Regions from separate parts of the Homo sapiens genome. Here region 1 is linked to region 2. Evidence: read pairs that join two places in POLR2A ChIA-PET (ENCODE). Cell type or tissue: Caco-2. All regions are shown on one strand. Each heading gives the region's core, and the rest is flanking DNA. Links, peaks and the distances in the headings are about the cores only. Region 1 holds the start of TMEM150A (transmembrane protein 150A). Region 2 has its middle 7.9 kb from the start of PARTICL.

Region 1 (5,371 bases), core at 200-5,199, 72 kb after region 2:
GGGTGGCTGTGTGGGAGTCAGCTTTTGGCCTTCAAGGAAGGGGAGAAGCTGCCTCTATTGCCTTAGCCCTTGGTGGGGAGGGCTGCACAGAAGGGCTTCCTGGGCCTTTCTGTGTGGGGATCACTGGGCTGGGCACGCAGGGTCAGGGCTAAGGGTACAACTCACCCATGAAAGCACCCATGTTGCCAATGAGGCTGAAGAGGCAGCTTTCTGGGGGATAGGAGCCACACTTGCTGCGAGGAGGGGGAAGGACAGAGTAAGAGGGGTGCAGGAGGCCCGGGGGGCCCCCATTTTGGCTCACTGGCTCTCCCCTGCTTTACCTGCACCTGCTCCTTAGCAGGCAGGCCACTGATTTATGTGAAGATCCAGGGTCCCTCATGAACAACTGGTTCCAGGCTGGGCCCCCAAAGCAGAGCTCATGTGTGTGAGAGAGAAGGGAGTGCCCAGGAGTGTTCGGGCAACCCTGACACTCTTTGCTGAGCCCTGCGGCTGGTTTGGCTATCCTTGAGCCAGAACACGGGCTGGGCAATCTGAGGGCTCCAGCTTAAATCCAGGTGCCTCCGCTTATTAGCTGTGTGACCTGGATGAGGAAGACTGAGCCTGTTTCCTCACCTATAAAATGGTGAAAACAATACCTGCCTCACTCCTGGGAGGATGAAAAGAGACAATGCATATAAAGCACTCAGCAGAGTGCCTGCCCCACAGTAACTGTCAAGTAGTGTTGTTATTAAGTGGCTCTTAGGATACTTATTGTTCCTGAGACCCAAGGACAGCTCTTTGCTTGAGGGGCTGTCTGGGAGGCCCTTAGATCTCCCTGACCGGCCCAATGTCCAGGCCTTACCTGATGAGGGGGACATCGTCCAGGGTGCAGCAGGTCTTGGGACCCCCTTGCTCAGCAGGGTCAGGAGGGCAGGACTCGTTGTAGGACCTGGCAGGCAGGACAGGGAGTAGACTGGGGGAAGGGACTGCCCCCAGGCCCTTGGCCTATAGCCTCAGGCCTCAAAGAGGACTCTCTCCCAGACCTCCCCTACAGGGACAGAAGATCCCACTCCCCAGTGCCCGCCTGAAGCAGTAACCAAAGGGGCAAAGGGATAGTGGGAAGTGGGTAGGTGGCAAGAAGCCATGCCTGGGGACCAATTTCAGAGAAGAGCAGTGAGGCTCAGGGTTGCAGTCTGGCTCGTGGCAGCCTCAGGCCCAAGAGGGGACAGAGATGAAGGAAGCTTTAGAGCAAGGTTGTCTGCAGAGTCCTTCATACCAGTTCTCCACAGGGCATACATGGTGGTTCATCACAGCCATGGCATACCTGTGGGAACAGAACTGTCACCCTGGCAGCCTTCCCGAGCCCCACTCAACCCACCCCATGACCCTTCTCTTCAACCTTGATTTCTGGCCCCATTCAGCCTCATTATTGTTGCTGGGGACTCAAGTTGAGGTCCCTAAGGCTTGATGCCACACCAGCACCTGCAGCATGCCCCCAGCTACAGGCCCTCTGGAAATTGCCCTGGCTAGAAGTATATTTGTCAGGGCCACCCTGCTGGACAGCAGTGGTGCCAGCTTGTCCCAAGGGGCTGTGTGCCCAGGCACCAAGTCAGGCTTTTGAGACACCCAGAGTGACCCTGGGTACCACCGTGGCTATGACAGGACAAGAGACTTTGTGTGCGTCATCAAGCTCCTGTTGCCCCCCGGGCACCCCCCTTTACTCACACAGTCCATATGCCAGTGATGGAGAACGCTGACAGGCTGACAGGCAGGAGGATCCAGGCGGTCATGAGGGAGGGGAGCCAGGGTGGTGGTGGTGTTGGGGGGAGGACAAGAGGTAGATGGGGAAGTGGGGGCGGACCAGCTACCTTGAGATGTTTCTGCCACAACCATCAGCTGTCCTGGCCTGGTGGAGAGAGATCAAAGTCCAGGAGTGGGTAACTGGCCGGGAAGGGGGAGGGGAAGGGGGTCAACACCTTATCCAGCGCTCCCGTTGGGTCTCTGAGCGTCCAAAGTTTGGGCTGAGCCCACGGCAGAACGTGAACACCCTCTGGCACTGGGGGCCTCCGCGGTCAACCCAAATGCCACCGGCGTGCTGAGAGACGCAGGCGGACCGTAACATCTGGAAGGGAGTTACCCTCCTTCTGAGGGACCAGGGCTGGGAGAAGGGCTGGACAACCGAAGAGGCCACGCCAAGGAGAGGCTGGGTGCCGGCCCAGTGGAGCGGTGGCGAGTCGGCGGCGCGCAGGCAACCACCTGACCATCGGCGCCCTGGGCGAGGGGCGGGTTCACGCGGAAAGCCCAGCCCGGCCCGGCCCCCGCTCGCCTGGGCGCGGGGACCCCGGCTGGGGCCGGACCCTGCGGCCGGCGACCCCCCAGGACCCGGGACGCGAGAGTCCCCAGGTGATTCCTGGAAGCCCGGAGGAAGGGAAGGAGCCCAGTACGCACCTCCCCGGAGCGCCCCGCCGCCGCCGCACCCTGCTCGGCCCCCTCGTGGCGCCGACTCTAGCTGCGGCCCTCGGAGCAGCCCTGAAAGGTTTAAAGGGCCGAGCGGCCCCGCCCCTGGAGGCCCCAGGCCTCGCCGCGCCGCCCGCCGGGACGTGGAGTCCGCGCAGCCCCGGCCTCGGTGCCCGCGCCCTGCCCGAGACTACAACTCCCGAGCCCCCGCGCCCGCGTCACGGGGGAAACGTGGGCGGTGTCCCAACTTCGGAGGACCTGGGCGCGGAGGGCTGTGGCGTGAAGACCGCTCTAAAACCGAGATGACTAGAGGTTCCGTTTAACCGATTCCTGCCGGGGAAGCGTCAGCAGGTGGGGATCTCGGGGCAGCCTGCATTCCAGCTCTACCTGGGATTGTCGCCGTGCACATGGCTGGAGGAGCGTCTCTCCGCCACTGCGCACATTTTGCAGCCTGCACCGGCCAACGGTGAGTCCTCTAGGAAGCTCTCTCAACGTGGCGCCCCATGCCTGCCTCTGGCCAGGGCTGCGGTGGGTCCAGAGAAGCAGACACAAAGACTTGGCTGTTTCTTAAGAAATCCAAGCGCCTGGGATTTGGCTTATGGTTCCTGTGGCTCAGCAAACTCCGGAGGAGGGCTGCTTTCATTAGATACTTTTTGCTTTCCTGCATACAAGTACACAATGTACTAGCCAGAAATCAGTGTCCAAGACGTGTTTCCCGACTGATCAACACTTATTTGAAATAAGACGGCAGAGACCAGAGGACATCCATTCTAAATAGACACATGTAGGTGTCAGTGTAGAGTAGGTAAGGATTAACATGGCCAGTGTTGGTAAGCAAAGAGGGGAAGGTGAGAGACCCGGAGGAATCTGGGAAAAGGAAACAGGATAGTGTGGGAAAAATTACTGACCAGCTTCACCAAAAACTTACAGGCTATGAGTGCATTCCTGGATGTTTCTTTTTTTTTTACTTTTTCTTTTTCTTTTTTTTTTTTTTGAGACGGAGTCTCGCTCTGTCGCCCAGGCTGGAGTGCAGTGGCGCGATCTCGGCTCACTGTAAGCTCCGCCTCACGGGTTCACGCCATTCTCCTGCCTCAGCCTCCCGAGTAGCTGGGAACTACAGGCGCCCGCCACCTCACCCGGCTAATTTTTTTGTATTTTTAGTAGAGACGGGGTTTCACCATGTTAGCCAGGATGGTCTCGATCTCCTGACCTCGTGATCCGCCCGCCTCGGCCTCCCAAAGTGCTGGGATTACAGGCGTGGGCCACTGCGCCTGGCCCGGATGTTTCTTAAATTATTGCAAGGGTGGAAATACTTTCACATATCAGAAGTGTGCCTGGCATTCTGTCTCAAAGGCGGTCCCAGCATCTGTTGGAGCCCTTGTGAGATGACAGATCATCACCTGAATGGTGCACAGGCGCAGGTTGCCCAGCGTGGGGAGCTGAAGTTTGGCAACACTGGTGAGGCAAAGGCTATGTGAAACAACAGGGTCCTGTGCTTTAGAGAAGTAGAGCAGAATAAACTGCACAATGACTTGAAGAGGGAGAAACCTTCTTGGACCCAGTGGAAAGCAGAAATGGAAGCAGAAAACCTGTTGGAGAGCCCTTTTTCTTTTGAGACAGAGTTTCACTTGTTGCCCAGGCTGGAATGCAATGGTGCAATCTCGGCTCACTGTTACCTCTGCCTCCTGTGTTCAAGTGATTCTTGTGCCTCAGCCTCCCGAGTAGCTGGGATTACAGGTGCCTGCCACCATGCCCAGCTAATTTTTTTATATTTTTAGTAGAGACGGGGTTTCACCATGTTGGTCAGGCTGCTCTTGAACTCCTGACCTCAGGTGATCCGCTCGCCTTGGCCTCTCAAAGTGCTGGGATTACAGATGTGAACCACCGTGCCCAGCGGGAGAGCCCTGTCCTTAAACACATTAGGACAAGTAGTTAAAACAGGGCCAAGAAGTATGGCTGTGTAGTGATCACTGTACAAGCACACCTGGCTGAATAAACCAGTGGGGGATAAAATCCAGCTCACCTGCCGCTGGCTATGCTTTGTGCCTCAGGACAAGGGTGTGCTTCCTTGCTAATTGACAGGAACCATCTTCCTGCCCAACTGCATTCCCACTGCGTAGGCACCTTATCTGCCCAATGGGGCTGTGAACCCTAATTGGAAGCTTTGCAATTCTTAACACTATATCTTCTTGAGCTGGGTTTGAGTCCCTATCCAATCAAGATGAAGGCCTGAGAGGACTACTCAAGTTCTAACATGATGTGGGGGCAAGGCATAGTAGTCCAGATCCGGGACATGAGGCAGCTTTTGGCTTAGTATGACAATCTAATAGTTCCTAAAATAGAATTATCCCAGGATGGAGCTCCGTATGACAGAAGGGCTCTTCATAGGTAGTTGGTAGGGGGAATTGTGTATCATGTAAGAAGTAGGACCAGATGTCTTTAAAAAGACCTTCCAACTCTAATGCTACATGAGTCTGTCTAGTTGTTATGTTCCAACAGGGACAGCTCTTAAAATAGTGTGGCAAAGCAAGAGATGAGATTTCCAGTGCTGACTCGGTGGTGGAATGACTTTAGGGCAGGTATTTAACCTCCACTTCCCCAAGTACACAAGTTATTTCACAACTCTTGGCAAAAACAGTGCTGTAAAAATCGTAAGTTTATTTGTTAAAAAAAATACTGTATTTGAAAAGTACCTTCCTTCTGGGATTTTCAAATAATTTGTACACTACATTTTATTCATCTACACATTGGAAATGAGTAAACTGGTGAACATATAGCTTTTTATACATTTAACACAACCAGTGCAAATTCTCCTGCCTCTGAGAAGGCAGAGAAGCCCTTTACTCAGAAGGTCTTCAATTCTAGCATTACTCCAACTCCTAGGGAAATTTCGGGTGGGTGCCTATGGCTGTATGACCATCTGATTCCTCAGGGA
Region 2 (5,371 bases), core at 317-5,316:
TTAATAGAGTGATAGAACCCCATGAATTTCACCTTTTCACAAGTAGGAGCCTCAATCAATCAAAGAAGATTGAACAGCCCTAAAATGCTCAAGTAAGGGATCGCTCCCGGTGCTTTCTGTCCATTGGTGCTTGGCTGACCATCTGACTGCTTGAAACTCCTTGATCATCCAGAGCTTTCAAGTTGGAGCAGTCACCATCTTCTCCCTTCTCCCATTTGGTGCATAACATCAGGAACAGGTGGCAAGGGAACTGACCAGGTCCAAAGCCACTTGTCTCTTTGGGAAATAACTGCAGCAGCACAAATCAATAAGCTTTGACCCAGTACTTCTACTCTGACCTATTACTCTACTTTGGGAAATCTTTCCTAAAGAAAGAATTCCAAATATAAAAAAAACTTCTATGCACAAGAAGTTCATTTACAGTGTTGTTTAAGTAATGGAAAACTAACTTCAAACAGCCTGTATGTCCAACACTCAGGAATTGCTCAGAAAATCCTTTGAATTTATTATCACGGAGTGCTTAATGATCACGAATATAAAGACAAGGTGATGACAGAAAAATGCTAATAATACAATGATTTAACTTTTGATGAAACTAATACATTTACACTATTTACCTATAAATATATTTAAATTATACTTTTTAAAAACCCAAAAGGGATGTTAACAGTAGTTTTGCTAACGAGCTGGCAGTATAGGTCGTTTTCTCTTATTTTTCCAAACATAAAAAGACAATTTTTGTAATTGAGATATAATTCACATACCATAAAACGCACCTTTTTGATGTGTATCAGTGATGTTTAGTATATTCATAGCGTTTTGTAACCATTACCACTATCTAATTCCAGAATATTTTTATCTTTCCAAAAAGAAACTCCATACCCATTAGCAGTTACTCTCCACTCCCTTCTTCCACCAGCCCCTGGCCACCACGAATCTACTTTTTGTTTCTATGGATTTGATTTGCCTATTCTGCCTTTTTTTTTGAAACAGGGTCTCACTCTGTAACCCAGGCTGGAGTGCTGTGGCACAATCACAGCTCACTGCAGCCTCAACCTCCCAGGCTCAGGTGATCCTCCCACCTCAGCCTCCCTAGTAGCTGGGACTACAGGTGTGTGCCAACCATCCCTGGCTAATTTGTGTATTTTTTGTAGAGACAGGTTCTCACCATGTTGCCCAGGCTGGACTCAAACTCCTGAGTTCAAGTGATCCTCCCATCTTGGTCTCCCGAAGTTCTGGGATGACAAGATGAGCTACTGCACCCAGCCTGGACATTTCATACAAATGGAACTATACAGTGTATGCTTTTTGTCACTGATTTCTTTCACTTAGCATAATGTCTTCAAGATTCATCTATGTTGGCCGGGCACGGCGGCTCATGCCTGTAATCCCAGCACTTTGGGAGGCCAAGGCGGGTAGATCACCGGAGGTCAGGAGTTCCAGACCAGCCTGGCCAACATGGTGAAACCCCGTCTCTACTAAAAATACAAAAAACTAGCCAGGCATGGTGGCAGGCACCTGTAATCCCAGCTACTTGGGAGGCTGAGGCAGGAGAATTGCTTCAACCCGGGAGGCAGAATTTTGCAGTGAGCCAAGTTCATGCCAGTGCACTCCAGCCTGGGCAACAGAGGGAGACTCTGTCTCAGAAAAAAAAAAGATTCATTCATGTTGTGGCATGTATCAGTACTTTATTCCTTTCTATGGCCAAATAATATTCCATTATATGGATATACCACATTATATTTATCCATTCATCAGTTGATGGACATTTGGTTGCTTCTACCTTTTGACTACAATGAAAAGTTGCTATGAACATTTGTGTACAAGTTTTTGTGTAAACATGTGTTGCAGCTCTCTTGAGCATACACCTAGGAGTGGGCCTGCTGGGTCATATAGTAACTATGTTGAACTTTTTGAGAAACTACAGAACTGTTTTCCAATGCGGCAGCACCAGTTTACATTCCCACCAGCGGTGTACATGTGTTCCAATTTCTCCACATCCTTGTTAACCCTTGTTAGATTCAGGATTTGTCAACATTTTCTCTCATTCTGTGGGTTGTCTTTTCACTTTCTTGACAGTGTCCTTTAACACAGTTTTTAATTTTGATGAGATCCAATTTAGCTCATCTTTCTTTGGCTGCTTATGTTTTTGGTGTCATTTCTAAGAAACCAAGATCATGGGCTGGGTGCAGTAGCTCACGCCTGTAATCTTAGCACTCTGGGAGGCCAAGGCAGCCCAATCACCTGAGGTAAGGAGTTCACCTGTCTGGCCAACATGGGAAAATCCCATCTCTATTAAAAATAATACAAAAATTAGCCTGGCATGGTGGTGGGTGCCTGTAATCCCAGCTACTCGGAAGGCTGAGGCAGGAGAATTGCTTGAACCCAGGAGGCAGAGGTTGCAGTGAGCCGAGACTGCACCACTGTACTCCAGCCTAAGTGACAGAGTGAGACTCCATCACAAAAAAAAAATCACAGGCCGGGCACGGTGGCTCACACCTATAATCCCAGCACTTTGGGAGGCTGAGGCGAGTGGATCACGAGGTCAGGAGATCGAGACCATCCTGGCTAACATGGTGAAACCCCGTCTCTACTAAAAATACAAAAAATTAGCCAGGCATGGTGGCGGGCGCCTGTAGTCCCAGCTACTCGGGAGGCTGAGGCAGGAGAATGGCGTGAACCCAGGAGGCAGAGCTTGCAGTGAGCCGAGATGGCGCCACTGCACTCCAGCCTGGGCAACAGAGAGAGACTCCATCTTAAAAAAAAAAAAATCATGGCAGGAGGCCAAGGGGCAGAGCCTGGCAGTGCCAGTGTTGGTGGCAGCAGTAGGCCTGGCATGGGCAGGATTCCAGGGAGAGCGCAGAGTCTGTACACACCAGGCCACGCCCACAAGGGCTACCCATCAGGTAACTTATGACACGTAGTTCCCAAGGCCCAGCCAGACTGCAGACACCATGAGTGTAGTCCAATCTCCAAGTAAGATTCTCAAACTAAAGGAATGCCTAGGACAGTATTGCCCCTGCATATAGAGTATCTCAGGACACTGAAGCTTAGGCTGGGACTGTGACAGTATCCACGATATGTGTGGGGGTGGGGGTGTCTATTGTGTATACTTTGCATATTTATAAAATAAAAAGTTCAGTGGTCCATCAGGTGACAAATGACTTCAGAAGAATGAACACAATGAAGCATGGGTTGGCTGTCCTTCTTTTCACAGAGGGCTCTGCAGTGGTGATGGCACCTCTGAGGCAGGTTACCTGGTATTTGGGAGCTTCCCCATAGAAGGTGTGCCATAGAAAATGCTTGCTTTGGCCAGGCATGATGGCTCATGCCTATAGTCCCAGCACTTTGGGAGGCCGAGGTAGGCAGCTCACCTGAGCTCAGTTGTTCGAGACCAACCTGAGTAATATGGTGAAACCCCCTATCTACAAAAAATATAAAAATTAGCCAGGTGTGGTGGCATGCACCTGTGGTTCCAGCTACCTGGCAAGATGAGGTGGGAGGATTGCTTAAGCCTAGGAGGTTGCAGTAAGCCAAGATTGCAACACTACATACAGAAAGACCATGTCTCAAAAAAAAAAAAAAAAAAAAAAGCCTGCTTTCCTTGCACTGGGGGAGCTCACTAGAATGAACCACTACTGCCTGGCTCCTATAGCCTGTTTATTCACCACACTCCATACCCTAGAGATAACTCACATTTGCTGCTAATCTTTTTTGGTTAACTTGCTGAAATAATTCTTACAAATTTTTACAATTTCAAATGACACGAGTTAGTACAGGAAAAGTATAAATCCCACCCACAGAGATACTCATTGTAAAGTTTGGCGTGCAGATTCCCAGAATTTATTCTATGAACCAAAAAAATATACACCTGTGGCTGGGCATGGTGGCTCATGCCTGTAATCCCAGCACTTTGTGAGGCTGAGGCGAGCAGATCACTTGAGATCAGAAGTTTGAGACCAGCCTGGCCAACATAGTGAAACCCCATCTCTACTAAAAATACAAAAAATTAGTCGGTCGTGGTGCCGGGCGTCTGTAATCCCAGCTACTTGGGAGGCTGAGGCACCAAAATCGCTTGAACCTGGGAGGCAAAGCTTGCAGTAAGCTGAGATTGCACCACTGTACTCCAGCCTGGGTGACAAAACGAGACTCCATATCCAAAATATATAAATTTGTTTTTTTCGTTTTTTTTTTTTTTTTTTTGAGGCAGAGTTTCGCTCTTGTTGCCCAGGCTGGAGTACAATGGCACAAAATCAGCCCACCACAACCTCTGCCTCCCAGGTTCAAGCGATTCTCCTGCCTCAGCCTCCCAAGTAGCTGGGATTACAGGCATGTGCCACCACGCCCGGCTAATTTTTTGTATTTTCAGTAGAGATGGGGTTTCACCATGTTGGCCGGGCTGGTCTCAATCTCTTGACCTCGCGATCCACCCACCTTGGCCTCCCAAAGTGCTGGGATTACAGGCGTGAGCCACCGCGCCAGGCTTTCCTTTCCTCCCCTCCCCTCCTCTTTTCTCCTCCCTCCCTCCCTCCCTCTCTTTATCTTTTGACAGAGTTTCACTCTTGTTGTTCAGGCGAGAGCGCAGTGGCACGATCTCGGCTCACTGCAACCTTCACCTCCGGGTTTCAAGTGATTCTCCTGCCTCAGCCTCCCAAGTATCTGGGATTACAGGCACCACCACCACGCCCAGCTAATTCTTGTATTTTTAGTAGAGACGGGGTTTCACCATGTTGGTCCAGGCTGGTCCCGAGCTCCTGACCTCAAGTGATCCACCCACCTTGGCCACCCAAAGTGCTGGAATTACAGGCGTGAGCCACCGTGCCTGGACTAGAATAGCTTTCTAGAGGTGGGACTGCAGATACTAGGGAATGTGAATTTAAATTTATGAGAGATACCAAAGGATTTAAAAAAAAATTTTTTTTTGAGACGGAGTCTCACTCTGTCGTCCCGACAGACTGGAGTACAGTGGTGTGATCTCAGCTCCACTGCAACCTCCGCCTCCCAGGTTCAAGTGATTCTCCTGCCTCAGCCCCCTGAGTAGCTGGAATTATAGGCATGCACCACCATGCCCAGCTAATTTTTGTATTTTTAGTAGAGACGGGGTTTCACCATGTTGGTCAGGCTGGTGTCAAACTCCTGACCTCAGGTGATCCACCTTGGCCGCCCAAAGTGCTGGGATTACAGGCGTGAGCCACCGCACCGGCCCTAGCAAGGATTCTTAACTTGCAATATATGGTTAAGTTTCAGAAATTATACATAAAATGTTTGTCCATGTGTGTGTGTGATTTCTAGGGAGATCCATAGATTTTGTCAGATATTTAAAAAGTTTCAAGTCACTGGGGTACAGGGGGCCGGCACTTCACTACAGCAG

Evidence for each region. Peaks named below come from ENCODE experiments on the same cell type or tissue, not always from the same donor. Only the 100,000 strongest peaks of a DNase experiment are listed, where the experiment ranks them.
Region 1: POLR2A ChIA-PET joins it to region 2 with 15 read pairs; 27 of 35 experiments call an interaction of 5 or more read pairs at or near these places.

The regions. Positions count from the first base shown.
Region 1 is chr2:85,600,180-85,605,550 of GRCh38, forward strand. It overlaps TMEM150A (transmembrane protein 150A), which reads right to left and starts at 2,519. Exons shown (of 8, transcript NM_001031738.3): 1 at 2,428-2,519; 2 at 1,705-1,885; 3 at 1,256-1,303; 4 at 842-928; 5 at 166-233. The coding sequence starts at 1,769. C2orf68 (chromosome 2 open reading frame 68) reads right to left here. Exons shown (of 4, transcript NM_001013649.4): 4 at 5,075-5,371. It also overlaps a transcript of USP39 not described here. RefSeq lists silencers at 1,989-2,048, 2,149-2,728. In Caco-2, for the core only: a CTCF peak has its summit at 2,443 (motif pointing left); DNase peaks (open chromatin) are centred at 1,940, 2,182, 2,572 and 3,854; H3K4me3 peaks cover 2,812 bases.
Region 2 is chr2:85,528,277-85,533,647 of GRCh38, forward strand. No RefSeq gene overlaps it. Among named protein-coding and RNA genes, the nearest start is that of PARTICL, 7.9 kb to the right of the region's middle. In Caco-2, for the core only: no CTCF peak of the experiment used is centred there; no DNase peak of the experiment used is centred there.